Regions from separate parts of the Homo sapiens genome. Here region 2 is linked to region 1. Evidence: read pairs that join two places in POLR2A ChIA-PET (ENCODE). Cell type or tissue: OCI-LY7. All regions are shown on one strand. Each heading gives the region's core, and the rest is flanking DNA. Links, peaks and the distances in the headings are about the cores only. Region 1 overlaps MYNN (myoneurin). Region 2 overlaps GPR160 (G protein-coupled receptor 160).

Region 1 (12,776 bases), core at 7,354-12,353:
GTCTGGCTTCTTTTGTTCAACATTATATTAGTATGATTCATTTATGTTGTTTCATGTAGCAGTAGTCTGTTCACTTTTCATTGCTTTGTAGTATTCCTCACATGCTGGGTAGTAGGATGTCTACCAGATTCTGGAAAGAGTTTGATTTCCCAGGCTACTGTCTCTTCCTGTGTGCTATAGAAGAGACCCACAAGTTCCCATATTCCCCCAAAGGGAGATTCAGAAGATGGCTGAAGGAGAAGCAAGTAGGCTTACCTTGAGCTTACAGTGGGGTGCAGGTGGTAAACCTGTAACCTGACCTACACTGCTGCTTGAGGCAGAGTTGCAGGTGATAGGGCCTCAGAGAGTTTTCCGCATCCAAAAGAACTGAGATGAAGTCAGTTCAGCCAAGGACAACTGGACTCTGACCAGACTAGGAAAGACTTGTTACTTATTTTATAAGCTGCTGCCTGCCACAACAGAGGTCAGTATAATTAACCCAGAGAATGGAAGGGCTCCACAAAGACTCTGTCTACCCTGATGCCCCTGTCTTGTATGATATGTCTGGACACCATTTTAGAAAGACAAAAGGCAGAAATAAAACAGCATTTCTCCAAAAGATTAAGCATTACCTTAAAATCCCTTAAGATATAAATTCTATCCCCTTTATATCAGACTAGGTTTTAAACTGGCTAAAACTAAAAGTTAATTTTTTCCAGACTTACCACTGGGTATGGGCTCAAGAGGAAGGACATATAAGTTCCATAGGAAAACTCTCATTTTCTCTGCACATCTAAATTATAAAGAGCAAATCTGCAATCATATTGTATGTATTGTTTCATTTTTCTCTTAGCAATCATCCTTTAAGACCCAGTTCAAAGACTGCTTCACCTTACACTGTTGCAGATCATATTATACTCATCATTTTACAATGTTTCAAATTTGAAAGCAAAAAATAAAGCAGTATGTGCTTTTCAGATATTTGGGAAAATAATGATCATTTGTCTTAAACGTTCTCCTTTTCAAACTTTTCTATAGTATTATCATTCATCATGTCTTCTTAATATCTACTACAACCATATCCATCTGGTTTCTGCTCCCACTATTATACTGTACCTGCCTTCTAAAGGATCATCATGCTCCAATTATCCAGCCCAATGTTGTCTCAGATTTACATCCTACTTCTCTGTACCATGTGACTGCTACAAAGCCACTTTTGCCTCTGAAAAATGTGTGCCACCTTGGTTTTCTTCCTTTCTGCTATCACTTTCCATCTTCTTTTCCGTCTTTGCTTATCCTTTAAATGAATTTTCCCCCAAATTCTGTCCTCATCTTTTTTTCTCCTATACCATCTCCCAGGGCTGCCTTAATCATTTCTATAAATTATTAGCTGCAAGATCTGTATCTCTAGTTTTAACATCTCCTGGTTCAGGCCCCATTTCCAACCACTACCAGAAATTTCCTACATATCTCACCACCAGTCAAATTCGGTACATCAAAATTGCTTCCCTTCTCTAAACATGCTCCTTGACTTATCTTGATGTCAATGGTATCACTATCCTCTCAATCACCAAGGATCAAAGCTTAGGTGTCCAATTTGGGGCTGCCTGATTACAAGGAAAAGAAAGTGACTCAGCCTGTTTAAGAAAAGGGGGATTTAACATAAGGATACAACAGCCACAATCAATGGCATCCAGGGGCAGAAAATGAATCATGGCTGCATCACCTCAGTAGGACTGCAGAGCCAGAAACTAAGGCCACTTTTCTGATCTCTCTAGGGCAGTCTCTTGGCTCTGCAAACCTGTTTCATTCCCTAACTTTGCTCTATAGATCAGCTTTCTCTGCTTACTCATCATTTCCTTTAGACTTTAGCTTGCTTCACTGACTTCAAGGCCAGTTCTAAAATGATCTTTTCATTTATACGTATATCATTATCTGATTGTCTCAGAATTTCATAGCTCAAATTTGTGAGAAAGAATCTTACCAGCTCAGTCTAGCCTATGAATTGTTTTTCCCTGGTGAAGTGTCTTGTTGCTGTGGTCACCAGTATGGAATCATGTGTTACCTATGTGGCTGTCTAATCCCCACCCTCTAGCACGCAACTGTGGTTGGCACGTGAGGACATAGGTTACAAACCTGGCTATCTAATCTCACTCCTTCAGCACAGGATATGGGTAGAGGACTATTTCAAGATGGTATAGGTGTAGTACTGGAGATGCCTCTGACCTCTATCTCCTCTCCACTTAATGCTTTCTCTCCATTCTGCCTAGTTCCCTCTTCATCAGCTATGTGCAAATTCTTCCATCAGCCATCTCCTCGTTTGCCTATCCAGGTAAGCAATGGCTGTTTCTCTGTCCATTCTACTCCTGTTGACTGCTCAGCAGTTCCTTTCTTGCCTTCCCCTACTATAACACTCAACATCTTGGCTTGTCTTATTGCAAGTTATATTTATGCTTGGCATCTCCATTTGACTGTAAACTTAAGGGTAGTTTATCATCTTTGCAGCTTTATGCATTCTGATTTGAATTTTTTTCCCAGCATTTGAAACACTGGCCAGATACTGTTATCCAAATATGTGGATGTTCACATCCATGGTGTTTATTTTAGTAAATTCTTCATGAAATTAAATACTGTGTTTACATGGTAATTATCTAATTTCTTAAACAAATACAGATGGTCCCTGACTTATGATTTCTTGACTTTACAATGTGTGAAACTAATACATATTCAGTATACTCTTTGACTTATGATAAACCCATAAGTCAAGGAGTCTCTGTACAGCAAACCTCTTTTGAATGAATGGAGGCAGGAGTTGCAGAGGACAGAAGAGTAGACTATAATTATTATCTCAAAAAATTAATGCTGTAATAAGTACATATCAATATTGCCCATAAATAACGAGTAAAAATGTAGAATTTAAAGAATTTTACTTGATGGTATTTCTAGTCAAGTTCTAGGTAGTTGGGGGGAGAGGGGAAGGATAGCATTAGGAGGAATACCTAATGTAAATGACGAGTTAATGGGTGCAGCACAGCAACATGGCACATGTATACATATGTAACAAACCTGCATGCTGTGCACATGTACCCTAGAACTTAAAGTATAATAATAATAAGAAAAAAAAAGTTCTAGGTACTCAAAATTTCCAGGTAAAATATTGAAAATTATATTCAAGAGCATCATTTTAAACTGCTTCCCAAAGGTAGAACATCAGGAAATGTTTAAGATAGTAGTTCATGGTTGGGCGCAGTGGCTCATGCCTATAATCCCAGCACTTTGGGAGGCTGAGGTGGGCAGATCACCTGAGGTCAGGAGTTCGAGACCAGCCTGGCCAACAGAATGAAACCCCATCTCTAACAAAAATTAGTCAGGTGTGGTGGCGCGCACCTGTAGTACCAGCTACTCAGGAGGCTGAGGCCGGAGAATTGCTTGAATCCAGGAGGCAGAGGTTGCAGTTAGCTGAGATCACGTCATTGCACTCCAGCCTGGGCAACAGAGTGAGACTCTACATGTTTGGTATACATTAAAATCACCTATGGGGCTTCCCCAGCATATATATGCCCTGGGAACTGTCTGATTCAATAGGTGGGGTGGGCCTGGATATTGTTATTTCTTAAGCATGTTTCTGATATGCATTAAATGTTAGAACTATTTAGAATACTTAAAAAAACTAGTACATGTACATTATTTCAACTACTCACACAATTTCTGTAGGACTGAAACACAGAAATTAGCTACTGTTGGAATGAAACTGATAGAACCATTACCTTTGAAAAAAGGTTTTCTAAAATTTGTCTATCAAAATCATCCTGTGAAATTAAACATAAGACAAATGCCATTTAAAAACAGCAAAAAAATTTTTATATAATCTACGGTTTCTTTTAAAATAGTCTAAAATCTAACATACAGTAGGCATGATCTGATACAAATACAAAAGAAAATTAAATTTATTTAGAAAATAGTTTCTCAGTAAGATCTTCACCTTCTAAAGACTTCCATAAAAATATGTAATACTTAAATAATTACTAATAGACCTTTCCCAAAACACTGCATTGTAACAAATATAAAGTTGGACTTAACTAAAATGGTAGTTATGAGTGTTAGAATGATACCAGATACAACTAAATATATGCATATTATGATAAATAATAGCATAGCATTAAGAGAAGAATGCCAAAGAAGGGATAGTATCTTCAAGTTTTCTCTACACATCATTCTAGAAGAGCAGAAAATGATGACAACTCAAGCCATGTCAATTTAAATAAAATTACTTTAGCTAAGAAGCAGAAAATGTGATCAAGAAAAGCTCAATCAATCTTAGCCACTTCAATCGTATCAAATAATACTAAAAATAATAAATTTGAAGGCTAATCTATGCAAAGGCAGAATGCTAATAATACCAGAGGAAATTTGGCAACTATTGCCCTTATAGAATTATGACGTCACTGTAGCAGTTTTTTGTTCATTAGATGCTTGGATTAACGAAGATATAAATAAATTAAACATAACCTCTCCATTTTAGCAAACTTCCTAAAGAGGCTGAGTCTTTTAATTTTCTATAATTTCTTCACATTCCAATACATTCCTATCACATTTAACCCAGAAGAGATTAGGTAACATTCTAATGCTTTGTAAATTGTATTTAAACCCACTATTTTAACTTGATACACATGCATAGATTTCTTAGATAAAATAATCAAATATTGTTTGCATCATACAAAGGTGGTATTTCAAACTCTATTCAAATAAGTCAGTCCCATGTCCCACCAGTGGCAATTTATTATGAAAATAATGTGTGTGCTGTGAAATGGTGAAGATCTCTACAGACTACAAGCATTAAGTGTTTTTATTATGTCCTCTAATTGGTTCTTATGACTTGGGTCCCAAATAGAGAAAATTAATGAATTAAAGAAATCAATACCAATAAAAAACATATTAACTGTACTACAGGTGTAGTTTAAAAGCAGAACACAAAAAAGCCACAGCATGGCAGAAATAAGAAATGATGTCATCTCACACTGAACAACAGCCTTGTGGGGGGAAAAAAAAAGAAAAAGAATATCACCATGCTGTTTGATTGGCACTATAAAAATTGACTTTGTGGAACTCATAATTTCATATCCAAAGATCAGGCAGTGAAATAAATTAATATGTGGGAAAAGTGGCATGGGGATGAGTGGTGCAAATATCAGGATAATAACGAATTTTCTACATTCATTTGGAAGGAAAAGGACCATTGTGAAACTACAACCACCACCAAAAGTTGTGGTTTAATTTATAAAATTAACAAACCCCAAACTTATAGAAAACTCAGATATAAAATATTTAACTATAGTTGGCTTTCTGGTAACTCAAAATGTTTACTTATAATTGAGGTTAATTTCTTAACTCTTTATGCAATATAATGTACCAAATTTAGAAGCCAAGTGATTTCTAGTATGCATTAAGTTTATATCTAGAAAATTCTTTCTGGAATTCAGTATTTATTTTAAAAAGTGCATAACAGGAGTAAGAGAGGCTTACCAAAATATTTCAAAACTCAAGTACATTTTCCTCATCTCCAATATTTTAGAACGGAATAAAACATAAACTGAATCAAATTTTGAAACTGTCTTTGACAAGATAAAAACACCAAATATCTACTTAAAATTCATTTTGAAAATACAATCTCAGATAACTCAAACCAAAAGTGCTGACCATTGGTTTTCTCCAGAATACTCAGTTCTAAATGAACAAAAATTTATATGCACTTTTCTAGATTTTGAGAAACATTTTTGTTTCATTAGAAAAGTTATTTCTAACAATATATTAATAGAGAAATAGCACAATTCTTATTCAGCGCCTAAATTTTTACGAGCGAAAATATGAAATTTTATTTTTATGCATAGTTTATGTATTGATCCATGGGGCTTACAAATAGCAACACACTCTTGGGCTGATACTATCGTGGATTTTGCTTAAATTATGAGGGCAGGAAAATTTTAAAATCCCACAGGTCACAACTGAATCACATTAACTGGCTGATTTAGTAAATGAAGGGCAATTCTAAAATGCAAAATAAAAATGGAATTAAGGCAGCTTTAAAAGAAAATAAAACTCATCCACCCAAAATAGTGCTACATAATTCATTACTTAAAAAGCTCTCTGTGGAGTATAGACATAAAGCCAAAAATAAAAACAAACATTGCAGTTGTGATGCAGCATCAGGTGCTTTTACTTCAGTGAATGAAAAATAATGGTCACAACTCAAATGAATGGGAATTTAATATGAATATATGCACCTTACCAGAGATGTTTGCTACCAATGATATCTTAGCAATTCCATATTCCTTACAAAGTCAGTATAATTGTTGTAAAAAAATCAACTGTGGTTCTGAATACCCATTCACAGTTGACCTCAACAATGTATCTGATGTAGGAGACTGAGTATCCGTGACAGGCAGAAGCATGTGATGGTCCTCAGTCCCAAGTGGAAGAGCTAATGGTAAAGTCATATCAGAAGGCTTCACATCCATAGTTTCTGATAAAGGACTTTTTTGTATGGAATCCTGTTCACTCAAAGTATGATCCTCTGCACTGGAGTCTAGAGTTTTATCTGCACCTAGAATGGAAGGAAAAAAAAATCTACATTATCTTTAAAACAAAACTAAACCCCTGAGGTAGACTAATGTACTTACCATTCCCAGAAATTACATTCCAACCACCATACCTTTACTCAAGCGGTTTCTCTTTTGTACATATGCCCTCCTCACTATCTATGTAAATTCAATCTGGGCCTCAAGGTTAAGTTCAAGCACCAACTCCATTTAAAAAAATGGACTTGATTAAGAATGAAACAGGGTGAGCTGTTATATCGGCTTAATCACACATTTGTCAATTTTCATATACTGCCTTGTGGCATCTATCTCTCTTATTGCCATTTAACATTCTACTCAGGTATGCCTTGAATCCTCAACCAGACTGTAAATTCTTTGAGAGTAAATGTCGTTATACTTCTTTAACTCCCTCAAAATATTAAACAGTGATAAGAAATACTCTTTTCATTCACTGAATGTTTTTAATAAGTTGTTCATATTATTCTGTGAGTTCAGAACAGTATGTATGGCACTTTCATATATTTTCAGAGGTGAGAAATTCTGCTCTACTCAAGGGAGCAATCAGCACACTGACTAAAGATGTACTTTTGCCTTCAAATTTTCCAATGGCTTTAACATGCTTCCGTTACTCTAAAGTGTTGACATGATTTTGGTTTCACCGTCCTTGTCACGCAGACAAAACTGCTTTCGTAAAATTGTAATTATCTGTATTCTTCCCAAACTACTCTTCACTTCAACTAGCTAAGGTTTCCTTCTTGTCCCACTGACTCTCTACAGTGTTCTCTGCCCGGAATGAATCCTCTCTTCCCATCTCCATCTTTGAACTCTTCTCCATCCTTCAAGTTAAAATTAAGTTTTTTTTAGTACTTACCTCAGAAAAACATAGTATCTTCTTTAGCACTTTTGTGTCGATTATGCCCTACATTTTCCCTATTTATTTAGTTTATTTAATTATTTATTTAGGTTTCTGGTCTCGCACACCAGGTTGTAAGTGCTTTGAGTACCAGAACTATGCCTTGTTTAACTTCATATTCCCTGAAAGTACACTTTACAGAAATTTAACAAGTGGTTAAATTAATGACTTACTGCAGTTTTTAGATGTTTCTAACTTAATACTTACGATGTTTAAGTATTTACACACCAGAAGGGCCTAGTGTCATGTCGAATAATGACGGAATAAAATGGTAAGCACAGGGAAACTTTTTCAAGAATTCACTTTAACCAATAGACTCAAAACTTGTTGTTTGGCTTTCCATTTTTATATATTATAACAATGTAGGGCTACCTGTTTCCCTATTTCCTCTTAAACATTTCTGGACTAGTGTTCATGATAACACCACCCCCCCCCCCTTTTTTTTCATAATAACCATAGTAAACCCTGAGTTATCCAGACTCCAGTATGGGAAACAGTGACACATAGCTTGCTTATATGTTCCTTCATGCTTGGGACTGTTATTAAGTCAGGTTTTCAAAGGAGGAAATGTTTCAAGTTTTTTTTTTTTTTTTTTAAATAAGAGATTCAATATGAAAAATCCAGAGTGAATGTTTCTGCAAAAAAGCTACTTTCCTCACATGTATATACCTAGTTTTTGAAATAGACATCTAATTTAAACTGCTTAAATGTAAATCTCATCTCAGCATTTTAAGGAATAGCACTAATATGAGCACCAAATTAAAACAAACAAACAAGCAAACAAAACACAAGCATTTACCAGAATGGACTTTTGTTTTGTGCTTCTTTAAATTTTTAATATCTGTGTAAGAATTTCCACATAATTCGCAGATAAATGGTCTTTCTCCTGAAAAACAAATTAGAAGTTTAAATTTCAATATTTTAAAAGCTGCTAGCTAAGACAAAAATATCAATGTTTATGAACACAAGGCAAAAATTATTATAGTGTTTAAATTTGGTTTCAAATTGTCACTTTAATCACCTGGTTATAATATAGTGAAATGAAAGATTCTATACAACCTAGACACTCCTTTATACAAAAAATCTGTATCTCAAGAAAACTTGAGCATTTTCATAAACAGAAATGTATCTGCAAACTAAAACAAACAAAAGCCTACTCTTGTATTTCTATGAAACATTTAGTGAGTGTCAGTTATATGCCAGACACTGGCTAAGAGATACAGCTGGGAGAAAATAAGTGTAATAATCATGGTTTCTGCTCTCAGGTACCTGGCAAATTAGAAAATCCTTAAAAATACTGACAGCATGCTACAATATTACACTTCTTTGGAAATAACTGTTCAGTGCTTTATGGTGTAAACTAAAGCGCGTCAGAATATAAAGTCACCAAAAACTTACTAAATCTCTATTAAGTACTCACATTATTCTAGGTAGGAATTATGAGAAGGAATTTTTAAAAAGAGAATGTCAGAACAGTACTCTTTCAAAGTGGCATTTTCCTTTGTTTTAAAATTTTTTACATTCAATATTTTCTTTATACAATTTACAAACTACTTTTTACAATAAGCATGTCAAAATTAAAATTTGTTCCTAAAAATTGCATACTAAACACTGTTTAGTAAGAAAATCTGATGTTATCTTGGTATTACCTATTCCTTTTCATTTCTTGGTATATCTGTGCAATTTAATCCAAATCATTTAAAAACTATTGATTATCTGGCATATTTCTTGGAAAACCAACACAATTCTTTAACAAATTTAATTCATACTCCAAACAACTAAAAAAAAAACAAAATAAGCAAATAAGTTGATATTTATACATTAAGATATTGCTATAGGTACAGTATGACTAAATACCATATAGTCCATAATGGCTTAAAAGTCAAGGTTTACATAAAAAGAAATTAAGAGAGAACAAAAAATAATACGTTCTCCCTAAACACAGACCTGTATGGGACCGAAAGTGTTTGTTGAGCTCTCCTGAGGAAATAAAACTTTTCCCACAAATACCACATATGTATGGTTTTTCACCTAGATGGAAAATAAAAGATAGCGAAGTGGTGTACTATACCAATATAATATTTATCAATTACAAATAATCTAAAGTAAGCTTTTCTGGAATATTATTTAAATTAAAATCTCTCTATATTGTACTTTAGAGGTATTTTCAGTGATCCAAGTAAATGAATATTAGTAATTATTGTATACTGTTCATAAGTTTTCATATATTAAAACTTTATTCCTCAAAATGTCCCTTCTAATAGAGATGATTTGGGCAAGGAATTTGATTTTTATATGATTAAGAACATGTCAATTCATAAACCCACATTTCTATTCTTGCTATCTACTATATTAATAAAGGAGAATAAAAGTATGTAGGGAAGTCTTTTAAAAAATGTACCCTAAAAAAGCAATTTGTTTCCAAACTGCTATTTTGCATCTGAATTACCTTATTTGAAAATCCCAGAATATCTGTGTAGGAAAGGTCCTAAGAAGTTTAAAAATCCATGTTCAACCCAAACCCACTCCCCAACCCTAACTATAGGAGATGACCCTTTAGGAAGCTGAAAAGGTTTTTATAAAGTCACAAAATGCATCTCAATGCAAGTTTATATAATATCAAAATTATCTCACTGATTTTAATGTGTAAGTTATATAATTTATTTCACCCACCTTGTATTATTCTAGAAAATAAGTCAGCTTTTATATTTAACAAATATGTGCAAAAATCATAAACATAGCTTATAGAAATATAAACAGATATCTAACTACAAAGTTTCCGATCTACTTCGCTAAAAGGCCCAAGTCCCCTTTTTCTTTTATTTATAACTTTATTTTAAGCAGTCTCTCCCTGTCAAACTTACCTGTATGTTTTCGAGAATGAGTGATAAGAGAACTAGAGACAGCAAATGCCTTCCCACAGGTATCACATACATAAGGCTTTTCTCCAGTATGCCTACGGACATGATAGGTCAGTGTGCTGGCTTGAGCAAATCTCTGTCCACACCTATCACAGACATATGGCTTCTCTCCACTATGCTTCCTGTTAGTAAATAAAGTTAAATAAGTAAAACAATTTGGAGGTCAGTCTATATAGCAAGAATTCATAAAGTTTTTTATAGATTTTATTTCATGTCATCTTAACAGGCCAAGACTATGTATTTAAAATCAGTAGTTGTTTCAGTGTAAACACTGCCAAAAACAAATATTTCTTATTATCAAAACATTAGTTCTGAGATCAGTTCAAAAAGTTTTTCCATGATCTTTATATGGTTGTCAGTGGGCCCCTAATACTGCAGGCAATTATTTTCATGAGTCTAGTCACTCTTTGACTTGTGAACTCTCTCCTCAAACCATCAGCATCTCCTTGCCCATTGTAACTCTCAGGTGACATCCCTGCTTCCTATTTCACTGAGAAAAATTCATATGACATGAGGGTGACAGTTCATCTGAATCCATCAATTCCAATTTGTATACTTGAGATCCTACTTAATGATATCACTTCTGCAGTTTCCCCAGTCCTACATCATCCATGTTTCTCACTCCATTGGATTATGGTATACAAATATACTGATGTCTCCCATATTAAAAAAAAACCAAAAACAAAACAAAGACCCTTGACCTTACTTGCTCCTCCATTCTCTGCTCCCCTTTACCAAAACCTTGAGACTCCAAGTGTTCTATCTACTTCCATTTCTTCTCTACTGGCCTCTACTAATGATACTTTTGTCAAGAGCACTGCTGACTTCCCACTTTACTAAATCCACGTCAGTTCTCAGTCTTCATCTCCCTATCACAGAATTTTACAATTGACCACTCCCATCTGGAATAACTTCCTTCACTTGGGATTCCAGGGCAGCCCTCTTTCCTGGTTTTCCTCCTCTACTGGCTGCTCCTTCCTAGTTACCTCTGCTGGTTCTCACCCATCTCTCAGAACTCATAAAGTTAGAGTGCCTCAGGGCCGTCTTTTGATTTCTTCTGTCCACATTCACTCTCTTGGTGACCTTAGCCAGGGTTACAGCTTTAAATACTGTCATATGCTGATGACTGCCAAACGCTAATGATTGCCAAACTGTTATCTTCAGCTCAAACCAGTCCCCTGAACTGCAGACTTAGATAACCAATTATCTATTGCACACCTCTATTCAGAAGTGTTAAGTCATCTCAAATTTAACACACACAGAACTGTACTCGTAAATTCCTGCACTTCCACTTAAACTGTTCTACCCACAAACCTTCTCTATCTCAGTTAATGGCAGCTCCATCTTTATAGGGGTTCAGGCCCAAAACCTCAGAATCATCTTTGACTCTCTTCCAGACTTCACATACAATCTGTTTGCAAATTCTATTATTTCTAACTTTAAAATATATCCAGAATCTACTACTACTTATTTCTTTCACTGCTGCCACCCTGGCCTGAACCACCATCACCCTTGCTTGGGTTTTATCTATAGATTCCTGTTTACCCTGATTCCACTCTTATAATCCTATACCAGTCAGAATGATCCTCTTAAGCTGCATTCTGGACCATTCTGATCTTACTTCTGGACGAGTCTGACCTTATTTCCTAGTAGTCCCCACCCCCTGCTTATTTCCTATCAACCACTGTGGCTTCCTTGTGGTTCCTTGAACGTGTTAACATTGTTTGGTGGAACCACAATTACAATTCTACTGTCCTGAATTCTAATATAATAGTCTATTCATAAGACTATGGTGATTAAAAGACTAAAAGATCAAACAACTCATTTGGTTTTTTACCTTGCATGAATCTTGAGATTGCTAGAAGTTGCAAACTGTAAGTTGCATACATCACATTTATAGGGTTTTTCTTCACCATGATGCATGCGACTATGGAAGACTAGCTGACATTTCTGAGCAAATCCTTTATCACACAATTCACATTTGTATGGCTTCTCACCTAAAGGAACAATAAAATTTATATTTAGAAGAAAATAGTGTTTTGGTTGCATAAGTCATATAAGATTTCATCAACAGTACTAGCTTTGTTATTAAGAAAATGTTAACTGTTGGAACTGAAAACAAATATAATCTTTTCCAGACCACTGAAAACACCAGTAGAATCAAAAGAAATTAGTGTTTCTGAATTCACGAGATAAATACATACAGCATTTTAAAAAGTACGAATCTAGGGCTGGGCTCGGTGGCTCACGCCTATAATCCCAGCACTTTGGAAGGCGGAGGCGGGCGGATCACGAGTTCAGGAGATCGAGACCATCCTGGCTAACATGGTGAAACCCAGTCTCTACTAAAAATACAAAAAAATTAGC
Region 2 (12,776 bases), core at 3,717-8,716, 280 kb before region 1:
GTTTGTTATGGCAGCCCTAACAAATTAATATGTGTGGTTATATTTAAATCTCACTATTTAAAATAATACATACTAAAATATTTACAGATGAAATAGGTTGTCTGGAATTTGCGCCAACATAATGCAGTGTGTGTGCTGGGGGTCGAGTGGATGAAAGTATAGATGGGGCAGGATCGACCACTGGTTAATGGCTGTTCTAACTATTTGTATGTATGTTTGAAAATTTTCATAACTTTAAAAAAAATGTACAAATCTCCAAGGACAAAATTTCAGAGGCTGGAAAATGAACAGATGGACGGTAAATGAGTGAGCCCCATCTACACAAAGTGTGGTCCAAGCATCACCTAGGAGACTGCTATTCACATAGACCCTCAGGCTCCAGCTCAGATCTATGAAACCAATCTGCAGTTTTAATAAATCCTCAGGTGAATCACATACAGTGAATACAGACTGAAGCTAGCAGTGGAGAAAGCAGAGTCGCAACCCAATTTATACCTCAGGACCCTCAAAAATCTCAAGAGTGGCTGACCCAAGTGTCTTCAGAAAGGGATGCAAAGATGGGGATAAAAACAGATAGATTCGTTGCAAATGAAATAAGCAGTTAGGTCCCCAGATCTCTTCCCTGACTCAGTGCAGCAAATGACTCCCTCTCCAACTGCGGAGTAAGAATGAGGTTTTCCCCTCTGGGGAAGATAAAACAATCTTTGGACGGTAGGCAGAGTTGAGGATTAGAGGAGCATCATACTGATAACAGGGAGACTGCATAAAAATACATATAGCGGAAGTTGAGACCTCTCCAGCCTTTTTACAGTTGGATTTCAGGAATACTATTATTACAAGATATAAAGACTCAAACAGTTCTCTCTAGGCATCAGCCCAGGAAGAAATATCTAAAGATACTACATTGAATCTTCCCTGAAGAAACAGCCTAGATACTGCCCTACTTATAAATATGACTGGACATCCAAAGATCCTCAGACATTCAAAGAAAATCTCTAGTATTGAAAGTTAAACAAATCCACAAGCAGAAAAAAGACAACTTGGAGGAAATAGACACAATGCTAGATAGAAGAAAGCTATTTAAAAACTCATTGTTTTCAGGGAGAAAATATTGCATCCATACAAGAAGAGGAGGCTATTTATAATAACAACAGAAAACAAAAAAGACCTCTTGGAAAATAAAATATGATGGCAGAAGTAGTAAGGTAAACAGAGAGTTGGAAAATAATGTTTGGGAAATTTCCTAGAAAAAGTGAAATAAAAAGAGAAATAGTTAAGAAACATGGAGGACCAATCCAACAGGTGCAAACTCTGAATAACAGGAGTCACAGAAAGAGAGCAAACTGGAGGGGAAGAACTCAAGAAAAGGCAATAATGAGCCAAGTGCAGTGGCTCACACCTGTAATCCCAGCACTCTGGGAGGCCAAAGTGGGTGGATCACTTGAGGTCAGGAGTTTGAGACCAGCCTGGCCAACATGGAAAAACCCAATCTCTACTAAAAATACAAAAAAGAAAAATAATTAGTGGGGCATGGTGGTGCACGCCTGTAATACCAGCTACTCAGGAGGCTGAGGCAGGAGAATAGCTTGAACCTGGGAGGCAGAGGTTGCAGTGAGCCGAGATCACACCACTGCACTCCAGCTGGGTGACAGAGCAAGACTCCGTTTCAAAAAATAAATAAATAAAAATAAAGAGTGTTTCAACTTATAAATGAAACGTAAAATTTAGACTTAGAATTCCACCATCTTGCAACAACTTCTCCCCAACCCACCACCCACGTAGACATTTTAGCACCTGTACCTACCATCATCTCAACAGGAGAGACAACCAGACATTTTGTGCCTCCTATATGGCAAACCTGAGTTTCATTAAATCTCTGAATCCAGCTGCCAGTTTGCAAGAAATAGAGGATTGAGGGATATACTGAGCTGAATCATGAGCATGCAATTAGCAAGACTCACACTGTGGAAAACCCTATTGGTCAAGGAGTCCAGTTCTTCAAGAGAAAAACAAAGGGGAAAAATGGAGAAGTAATTTAGAGAGTAAAAAAACACATCCCAGATAACTTTTTTTTTTAAAGGTAAGACTAAATTGGAGTCTCTAAAGATATGCATTTGGGTGGTAAAACTTCTAAATGCAAAGAAGTGCTGATGACTGTAAAAGTGAAGTTATTTTGGGGGAAGCGAGGGACTGTGATTGCAGAGGTCACATGGAAGGGGCCTATTGGAGCAAAGTTCCTGCTCTTTACCTGAGAGGTGGTGACATGGGAATGGGGGTCAGGCTTTTTGGAAACACTGGAAGCCAGAGATGCCTTCAATTCTAAGGGACTGATCAAACTAGAAGAAAAAAAATGGTAAAATATTAACCTAATTTATAAAGAGCTCCTGGAAATCAAACAAGAAAAAGATCAAAATCCCAATATTGAAATAGTAAAATGAACAAAGGATTTGAAGAGATAATTCACAAAAGAGGATAAATGGGCTCTTAAACATATGAAAGAAGGATCAGCATCACTCTTAAAAAAACAGGCCTGGCACGACGGCTCACGCTTGTAATCCCAGCACTTTGGGAGGCTGAGGCAGAAGGATCGTTTGAGTCCAGGAGTTCAAGACCAGCCTGGGAAACATGGCAATATCCTGTCTCTACTAAAAACACAAAACTTAGCTGGGCATGGTGGCCTATGCCTGTAGTCCCAGCTACTTGGGAGGTTGAGGCGGGAGGACTGCTTGAGCCCAGGAGGTTGAGGCTGCAGTGAGCTGTGATTGCACCACTGCACTCCAGCCTGGGCAACAGAGAATGACTGTCTCAAAAAATTAATTAAGAAGTATAAAAGAAAAAATAGAAATTTAAACTACACTGTTTACCTCATAAAGGATAGGCAAAACCCCAAAATTTGTCCACACAGTATCTCTAGTGAGGCTGTGGAATAAATAGGTATCTTAACCTATTTATCTGGTGGGGCTGAAGAATATAACTGGAGCAACTCCTACAAATGGCAACCTGGTAATATTTATCAAAATTACAAACATACATATATGTCCTGTGAGCCAAAAACTCCTCTCCTAAGGATTTATCCTATAAATTTACTTGCATGTGTGCAAAAGTAGGTGTTTATAAGAGTATTCATGGAGGCATTGTTTAAAATAACAAAAGACTGGAAACTACATTATAACTTAAACAACTTACTTTAAACTTAAATGTCCGCCAATAGAGAACCATTAAGTAGATTATGGCACATCTATCCAGTGCAATACTATGCAGCTCTCTTTTAAAAATGAGGAACTCTCCATGTAATGATATGGACATGTCTCCAAGACACATTGTTAAGGGGAAAAGCAAGACACAGAATAGAGCAAGAAATACACATGATTTGCATTTGAAAAGGGGAGAAATGGCCAGGCGCGGTGGCTCACACCTGTAATCCCAGCACTTTGGGAGGCCGAGGCGGGCGAATCATGAGGTCAGGAGATTGAGACCATCCTGGCTAACATGGTGAAACCCGTCTCTACTAAAAATACCAAAAATTAGCCGGGCGTGGTGATGGGCGCCTGTAGTCCCAGCTACTCGGGAGGCTGAGGCAGGAGAATGGCGTGAACCCGGGAGGCAGAGCTTGCAGGGAGCCGAGATCGTGCCACTGGACTCCAGCCTGGGTGACAGAGCGAGGCTCTGTCACAAAAAAAAAAAAAAAAAAAAAAAAAAAAGAAAAAGAAAAAGAATAGTGTCAAGTAATCTTCTATATATACATGAAGAAACCCTGGAAGGACACTTAAAAAGTGAGCACTGGGCATGTGTGCATGCCTATATCCCAGCTACTCAGGAGGCTGAGGCAGGAGGATTGCTTGAACCCAGTAGTTTGAGTATAGTCTGGGCAACATAGCGAGACCCCATCTCTTAAAAAAAAAAGTTAAAGACAGTGGTTACAGGGGTAGGAACTTGGCAGATGGGGTCATGAATGAGATGAAGACTTCAGTACATTTTTTTTCCTACTATGAACATTCTGCTAAACATGTGACTGTATTAAGTATTCAAAAAATTAAACACATTGAGTAAGGAAAAAAACAAGTTATCTACAAATTGGTACAATTCTCAATTACACAAATAATTTAAGTATTTAGTTTACTTTAAAAAGCTTTTTAATATTTCATGAAAGAAACTTTCCAACATAGAATTCTACACCAAACTAAATGGTCAATTAAGTGTAGGTATAAAATGAAGCCACATACTCAAAAATGTTTTACTCACATGAAGTTCTTAGGAAGCCAATGAAAGAAAGGCATACGTCATCAGAATGAGGAATAATAAACTAGGAGAGCAATACATGCGGTCCAGGAAATGGGATGCATTAGAAGAGAAGAAAAACCATGTAGAGTACAATTCGAGGATTCCGAGGTTGGTGAAGATTATCTAGGCATCAGATCCAGAGTGCACAATCTAAATTAGAGTAGGGCACATGGCTATGGGAGAAATTCCTCCAGGAAGGTGGAAATTCCAAATATCTTTGAACATACCAAAAGATTTACACAAAAGAGAAGAGTCTGTGGTTGAATTAGCGATAAGTATATAGAAAAAAAAGCAGACAGATAACTGAAAGGAAAACAAAAAAGTTTAGAAAGGAAATGTAATTGTAATGTACGATACTCATTAGCTATTTTATTTTAAAATAAAACTTTATTTTTTAAAATAATTTTTGTTTCAACTTTATGATGACAAATAATTTTCAAGTTTATTTCCTCATTTGTTTAAATACAAAGCTAAACCACAAACAGGTACAACAAAGATACTATCTCACATCTACACTCCCGTCAGATCCTCTTCGGCTGACCACTCACCAGGCTGACTGGGGGAAGAGACTTTCTTAGGTAGCACCGTTGTGAGGCCCAGGGTGGGGTGGGGGAATCAAAGGCGAGGACAGGCTCTCATACCTGCTTCCATTCAGATTTACCTGGGACCAGGGTGGGCAGGAGACACCAGGTCATGACTCCCGAGTCTCACTCAGTAAGAATGGGTCCTGCATAGCTGGGTGCGGTGGTTCACGCCTGTAATCCCAGCACTTTGGAAGGCCGAGGCGGGCGGATGACGAGATCAGGAGTTTGAGACCAGCCTGGCCAACATGGTGAAACCCCGTCTCTACTAAAAATACAAAAAATTAGCCAGGCGCGGTGGCATGTGCCTGTAGTCCCAGCTACTCAGGAGGCTGAGGCAGAAGAATCGCTTTAACGCGGGAGGTGGAGATTGCAGCGAGCCGAGATTGTGCCACTGTACTCCAGCCTGGGCGACAGAGTGAGACTCTGCCTCAAAAAAAAAAAAAAAAAAAAAAGAAAAGAAAAGAAAAGAATGGGTCCCGTGTAGGGAGGGTCGAGGCCGCCACCTACTCCTCCAGCCTTGACAGTCTAGGTGAAAACCTTGGCCTATCTTAGATTCCCGGGGGTCTCGGCCCTGCCCGCACACCTGGGCGCCTTTCTCTGAGGCTGGCAGCCGCAGTTCGGGTTGGGGGATCTGGGCTTGTGTACTCACCCCCGCCAGCTCATGGCTGCGACCTCGCAGGAGCCGTGGGTGTCTGACAAACACGAGGCCTAGACGGCAGCTCTGGAACTTTCAACCCAGCAGGACGCGGGGAAAACTGGCAGGGGTATTAAGTACGTAATTTCTGGTCCCACTACAAATCTCTAATTTTGATTAGAATAGAGTATCATCTCAATCTCTTCTACAAAAACAAAAGCAATGCCCCCCCCAAAAAAATACAGCCGCTTCACTCACTTCAAGACCTATGTACATGTAAGTTGTTTCCTGTGTTTTATTATTATTTTTTAATAAATTCAGCGTTCACATTTCTACAAAGAATTAGCCCAGTTTCAGGAAATTCTGCCCGGCAGGGAAGGCAAGCCACACTCTCCTCACCCACGTCTGGTTTGACTTCACACCCCGATGCTTCCAGGTGCTCAGAAAAGCCGCAGCGGGTGGAAGAGGAAATCTATGCCGGCCCGCGCTCAGGGCCACGAGCTCAGTAAGCTTTCGAGAAAGCACGGGGAAGACAAGCTTACTGCCCAATCTTTTAAAAATATATTCATACACTTCAAAGAGCGCCTGTCCAGATGTTAGGAGAACAAGAGCTTGGAGCCATCCCGTCCAGGCCTTTGGGAGACAGCGTCTTCCTCATACCTCGTCGCGGTGTGGGGGACACGTCCCAGCTCTTCCACCGGAGAGAGGAGACTCGCGCGGCTTCCTAGTTCACGTTTGGCTCTAATCCTGTGCTGAGGTTTTTTTTTTTTTTTTTTTTTTGCTTTTTTTGTTTGTTTTTGAGACATGGTCTCACTCTGTCACCCAGGCTGGAGTGCAATGGCGGGATCTCGGCTCACCGCAACCTCCACCTCCTGGGTTCAAGCGATTCTCCTGCCTCAGCCTCCCCAGTGGCTGGGATTACAGGCATGCACCACCACGCCCGGCTAATTTTTGTATTTTTAGTAGAGACGGGGTTTCACCATGTTTGCCAGGCTGGTCTCAATCTCCTGACCTCAAGTGATCCACCCGCTTCGGCCTCCCAAAGTGCTGGGATTACAGGTGTGAGCCACCGCGCCTGGCCTGTGTGCTGAGTTTTTGACTGCATGCATGGGAAGCACAAAACGTTCAACCTGTATTAAAAAAAAAAAAAAAGGCACAAAAACAACTAGAATGTAAAAGTTTTGGTAATATAAAGCCATCTGTTTAAGTCCACCTTGGAAACCTGTAACATCCATTCATTCATTCATTCGTTCATTCATTCATTCAGTCATCTACTTATTTTGAGCTGGAGTCTCCCTCTGCCTCCCAGGATGGAGTGCGGTGGCGCGATCTCGGCTTACTGTGGAGATCCACGGAGATCCACCATGGAGGGGTCCCGTGGCGTCGGTGATCTCCGTGAGGCTCCGGTGCTTTTCTACCACAAAGGCGCCCCGGGAGAGCTCCCTCTGGTGTTCACACCCGGCCTTTGTCATTGATGAGGTCAGTCTTCACTCCTTCTTTCCTTTCCGCTTTCAACCAATTCATCTATTCTTTCCCTTTCTTCAAATTGCAGCTCCGCTTTGCCCTTCCTGGAGCTCCTTGGGACAGGGTAGAAATCCGTGAGTTTGCGACTTTTCCTTGAGCTTTTTTTCGGGGGCCTGTTTGCCCTTGATGGGCTATTTCAAGGCTTGCTTGGCGATGGCTGCATTGGTGGAATCACAAGACGAGGCCGGAGGTTTTGGAAGTTCTGCTGCTTCACATTTTTGGTTTGGAAAAGGTGCGAGGGGTCCTCTCCTGGCGTCTTTGATCTTCTGTGCTTGGGCTTCGTGCTCCGTGTTGCATTCTTTTCCTGTGGATTCCAGCTAATGGTTTCCCCTGGCATTTGACTTCGTGACGTGTAACGGAGTTCTCCTCCTGAAGGCTGGAACACATTCCAGAGCATTTGTTAGGCTCACGGAGGAAAAGATCTTTGATTGCCAGGACATACATTCTCCCCAACGTCGGTGCAGCGCCTCCCTGGACCCCTCTGCTCCACTATCTGCGGGCTCGGGGCCGTCGCTGTCACCCCCGCTGCTGCCTCCGCCGCACGGGACTTGGACATCTTCCTGCCTGGAGAGGGGGACCCTGGGGAGGGGGCGCTCAGAGCGCAGAGCTGTTTGGAGGGCTGTGGTGGGAGCCGATGTCCCCCTCCTGCCGCTAGGCCCAGTAGGGCCCGACACACCCACCTCAGGAAAATTTTCTTTTTAGTGACACATAAAATAATGATGTCTTACAATGGATGGCATGTTGATTGAATAAAATATTGTAAAATAGACCTTATAAAATAAAAAAACTTGGAATTTAATTTTTATTTATTTATTTTAAAATCATAGAGATGGGGTCTCCCTATGTTGCCCAGGCTGGTCTCAAACTGCCGGCCTCAAGCGATGCTCCCACCTCCGCCTCCCAAAGTGCTGGGATTCCAGGCAGGAGCCACTGCGCATGGCCTTGAAATTTAAAAATAAGAAAATGTACAGAGATAGTATATAACCATTTAAAAGAATATCTTTGAGGACTATTTAATGGAGACTTGCCAATAATTATAATATGGAACAAGCAGAAGGAACATAAAAAACCATGTAGAGTACAATTCAATTTTGTTTAAATATATGTAGATGAGATGGAAATATACCAAAGTGTTAATGATGGTTATCTTAGTGTGGTCTTATAAGACTTCATTTTATCTCGATATTTTCCCATTTTTCCTATGATGATTTATCTTATAATCGGATAGCCATTTTCATAACTATGATACCATCATTTTATCTATGAAATCAAATTATATAGTATTTAATACATAGTCCATATTAAAACTGTCCCATTAATTAAAACTGTCCCATAAATATTAATTTAATGAAATTAAATTAAATGGTATAGTATCTAATACATAGTCCATATTAAAACTGTCCCAATGTTGTTAGAGTTTTTTTTAATACAAAATCCAATCAAGGATCACATATTTGTCATGTCTTGTTAGTCTCTTTTAATTTTGGATAATTTGTTGTTGTTGTTGTTTTTTATCTTTCTTTTTTTTTTTTTTGAGACAGAGTCTCACTCTGTCACCCAGGCTGGAGTGCAGTGGCGCCATATCGGCTCACTGCAACCTCTGCCTCCCAGGTTCAAGCGATTCTCCTGCCTCAGCCTCCCGAGTAGCTGGGATTACAGGTGCCTGCCACCACGCCTGGCTAATTTTTGTATTATTAGTAGAGATGTGGTTTCACCATGTTGGTCAGGCTGGTCTTGAACTCCTGACTTCAAGCAATCCACCCTCCTGGGCCTCCCAAAGTGCTGGGATTACAGGTGTGAGCCACCGTGCCCGGCAATACTGACATTTTTGAAGAGTCCAGGTCAGTTATCTTGTAAAATATCACATAATCTCGATTTGTCTAATTGTTTTCTCAATATTAAACATTTCTGGCAAGAAAACTATCTAGATGATATATCCCATTATGTCATGTCTCATTACTGGTCATGTGATGTTAGGTCACTTGATTAAGGAGGTGTTTGCCATATTTCTTTTTCTTTTTATTATTAGTATTATTTTGAGACAGGGTCTCACTGTGTTGCTGAAGCTGGAGTGCAGTAGTACAGTCATAGCTCACTGTAACCTAGAACTCCTGGGCTCAAGTGATCTTCCCACCGCAGCCTCCTGAGTAGCTAGGACTATAGAGGTGTGCACCACCATGCCCAGTTAATTTTTTTTTAAAATACTGTTTTGTAGAGATGGGGTCTTGCTGTTGCCCAGGCTGGTCTTGAACTCCTAGCCTCAAGCAATTATCCCTCCTAGGCCTCCCAAAGTGGTGGGATTATAGGCATGAGCCACCTCGCCTCGTCCATTTTACTGTTGTAGAGGACCTTTTCCCTTTGTAATTAATACTTTGAGACTGTTAGACCAATCCGTTGCATAACAAAGTTTCACCTGATAGTTTTAGCATCCGTTTATTATCCTTGCCTGAATTAATCACCACACTGGGAGTTGTAAAATAGTAATTTTCTAATTCTAAGATTCATTCTGCTTTCATGAGCTGGCAGTTGTTTCTGGAAATACATTATAGATTCATTGATTTATTTTTATTAAATGTGTTATAATTCACTGCCATCATTCTTCTTTTGAATGCTTAAAATTTTCCAAATCATCTTGTCAGGGTTCCTTCAGGCTGGCTCCCATATGTATCTTTTGCCATCCCAGTTGCTGAGCACATGCCCGCTTTGGCACGTTGTACTTCTGGTCATTTTTTTTCAAGGAGCCCTGTTTTTTTTAGGAAAATATGGTATTTTAAAACTAGAATCTGGGTGGCACACTGATACCTCCAATGCAAAGCTACCATCTCAGGAGTCTTCCTCACCTTATTTCAGTATTTGTGAAATAGTGAAATACATACTTGAAAGATCATCTCCCACAGCAAGAATCTGGTTCCCACGTGGACACATGGTGGGAAACACCACACACTTGGGCCTGCTAGAGGGGGGAGTGGGGGGAAGAAAAGCATCAGGAAAAACAGCTAATGGATGCTGGGCTTAATGCCTAGGTGATGGGATAATCTGTACAGCAAACCACCATGGCACCCGTTTCCCTGTGTAACAAACCTCCCCATCCTGCACATGTACCCCTGAACTTAAAAGCTGAAGAAAAAAAAGGGCAGGAAGCCACACTAATAGCAAATTAGAGATTAACTTAAAGGATCAGGAAGGGTCCCAGCAGGAAGCAGACTCCAACTCCTGTGATTGAATACAGAATTTCAATGAAGAAATTAACAACAAAAAAGAACCTGGTTCCCAATGACATTAGTATATTGATTCATTTGTTCAAACTACAATACATATTAAGCAGTTTCAGAGTTACTACACTGATAGCATTGCCCAACAATTAACCAGGTAAATAAAGCCTAATTTTTTCCATTCTTTTTGTCCCTTGACTATATTCCACTAAGCTTATACAGTCTGAGTACTCTGTTATAAAGTTATCTGAATTCTCTTCTTTGTATTTATGTAATCAATTTGATATAGTGTTTTGATTATTAGTTTCTCTTTGTATATTCAATGACAGGATTTCCTTTGTTTTCATTATTTTTAGTTCATTTTAATTTTATATAATTGAATATGTAAAATATTTACATGGCTCAAAATCAAAACTATATAAAAAGGTACGCTCAGAAAAGTCTCATTTCCATACTTATTTCCTCCACTAATATCCACCCACCCCCTATCATTTATTTCTGGTTTATAGTTCCTGTGCATCTTTCTGCAAAAATAAGTGTGTGTGTGTGTGTGTGTGTGTGTGTGTTTGTGCATGTGTGTGTGTACATGTGTGGTTATTTCCCTTTCCATCTTAAATACAAGGTAGCACATTAGATATACTTTTTGTGACTCTTTATTGCCCCTTAAAACATCCTAGAAAGCATTTCATCTTTGTTAATAGCTATCTTCCTTTTTAATTTTTTAAAAATTGTTTTTATGGCTGCATTATGTAGATATACTATAGCTTATTCAGCCAGAGTTCTATGAGTGGACATAAAGGTTGTTTCCAAATTTGTTCTATCTGCAAATAATGTAGCGATGAACAACCTTCTGTACATATTCTTTGCTATTTTGTGGAGGTGTTTCCTCTGGAATAATTACTAGAAGTGAGGCCATTAGGTCAAAGGGTGAATGCTTACATAATTTTGTTAGATATTGCCAATTTTTCCTTCATAGGGACTGCTGATCATCATTTTTGAATGACGGTTTAACTAGTATTGAATTCTAAGTTGAAGATAATACTCTCTTGTGTTTTCAATTCTATTGCTGATGAGAAATCTGTTGTCAATGTAACCACTGTTTCTTAGAGGTATGGCAGAAACTTATTCTCCATTTTATCTTCCCTTCTTTTTCCCAGGCACGTGGCTGACCTGTTTCCCAGGCTCCCCAGAAGTTAGGTATGGCCGGTGGGGCGTGAGCAGACATGAGGAAGACCATTTCTGGCCTAGCTTATTCCCCACCCACCCACTTCCTGTGGGAAAGCAGGGCAATTCTGAAACCCATATGGGTGCCGTCAGCTGGGTCCCTGAGGGTACAGCCACCCAGTGGCCTGAAATACCCACCCAGGCCTGCTACACGAGAGAAGTAAGCTCGTACTGGATTTGATCCATTGCATTTTTGGTCTTTTTAAAGCATTTTAGCCCACTTGACTTAATACAAAACTGTTCTAACTGGTTCTTTTTCCTATCCCTCCCCCTTGCTTCTACTTCATAATTTTTATCTACTGCAAGACTTCATTCATCGTAAGAATTCTAAACATACTTACTTTATTGTCATTTCCAGGAATTCCAACTGCTAATTTCACTTTTAGTAAATTCGTGTCTTGCTTGAACAAATTTTGAACTCCATATCTATGTCTTCATGTATTTTAAAGTTTTGCTTTGCAAGCTTACTTTCAGTAGGAGTTTTCGATTGCTGTATCTTTCCCTCCTCTCTCCCTTCCCAGGCAGCTTTCAGTCCCTCCACCTGGCCTCTCAGGACTTCTTCCAAACCAGGTCTCAAAATGCCACTTGGTGTTCCTGCTCAGTTGTGGTATCAGCGATACTGCGGATCCAGGCCCTGGGCCAAGAAAGCAGCATGGCTCAGCTTCTGGTTCTGAAGCTGTGTCTTTGTCTCTGAAACTTCCAGAAGCCCATTCCTTCCAGGTAAGCCATCTTTTCCAGCCTTCCTTCTTAGGTTTGGGAGGGAGGGCACTGCAGTCTCTGATTTCAGTGTTGCCAATGTTTCTTAGAGGTATGGAAGAAACTTAGTTATTCTCCCAATTTACATTCCCTGGAGCCTGGCTCCAACTCCTTGGTATCAGCTCATGTGGATACTTTTACATCCCTATCTTTTCATTTTTTAATTTGTTTTTAATGTTAAGTTCAGTCTCCATAGAGTCTCAAAAATTGCCAGTGCCAACCATATTTCATCATGGCAGGGTATTGAGAAAAGTTTTCAATTAGCAAGTGCCTCAGATAAACTTCACTGGCTATGAAATGGCCACTGCACAAAGCTATATCCCCTTATTCTAAAAAACCTGAGTTTCTGGTTGCCCCTGCTGGAGAGGCCTGCAGCTTGAGCCTGCTTACCCCTTTGTATTTCAACTTACATTCTAGGTAACTAGAATGACTATAGCCCAACTATACTTATTTGGTTACCCTTTTTATATTATAACTACCTTTGCTAGGTGTTTGGAGCCTGAACTCCTGTGCCATCTTGACCAGATGTCATCACTTAAATAATTGTTTTGCTCTCCTGTG

The links. Peaks named below come from ENCODE experiments on the same cell type or tissue, not always from the same donor. Only the 100,000 strongest peaks of a DNase experiment are listed, where the experiment ranks them.
Region 2: POLR2A ChIA-PET joins it to region 1 with 12 read pairs; 4 of 35 experiments call an interaction of 5 or more read pairs at or near these places.

Annotation. Positions count from the first base shown.
Region 1 is chr3:169,780,220-169,792,995 of GRCh38, reverse strand. It overlaps MYNN (myoneurin), which reads right to left. Exons shown (of 8, transcript NM_018657.5): 4 at 12,247-12,406; 5 at 10,353-10,531; 6 at 9,436-9,519; 7 at 8,288-8,374; 8 at 3,280-6,580. The coding sequence ends at 6,318. Among named protein-coding and RNA genes, the nearest start is that of MYNN, 13 kb to the right of the region's middle. In OCI-LY7, for the core only: no CTCF peak of the experiment used is centred there; no DNase peak of the experiment used is centred there.
Region 2 is chr3:170,057,056-170,069,831 of GRCh38, reverse strand. The region is part of intron 2 of GPR160 (G protein-coupled receptor 160); the gene reads right to left. LOC124909455 (a long non-coding RNA gene) reads left to right here and starts at 8,843. Exons shown (of 3, transcript XR_007096156.1): 1 at 8,843-11,619; 2 at 11,981-12,179. It also overlaps the pseudogene RNU4-38P and the pseudogene KMT5AP3. RefSeq lists a silencer at 564-764 and enhancers at 7,058-7,578, 7,579-8,100, 12,491-12,710. In OCI-LY7, for the core only: a CTCF peak has its summit at 6,965 (motif pointing left); a DNase peak (open chromatin) is centred at 5,961; H3K4me3 peaks cover 835 bases; H3K27ac peaks cover 1,921 bases.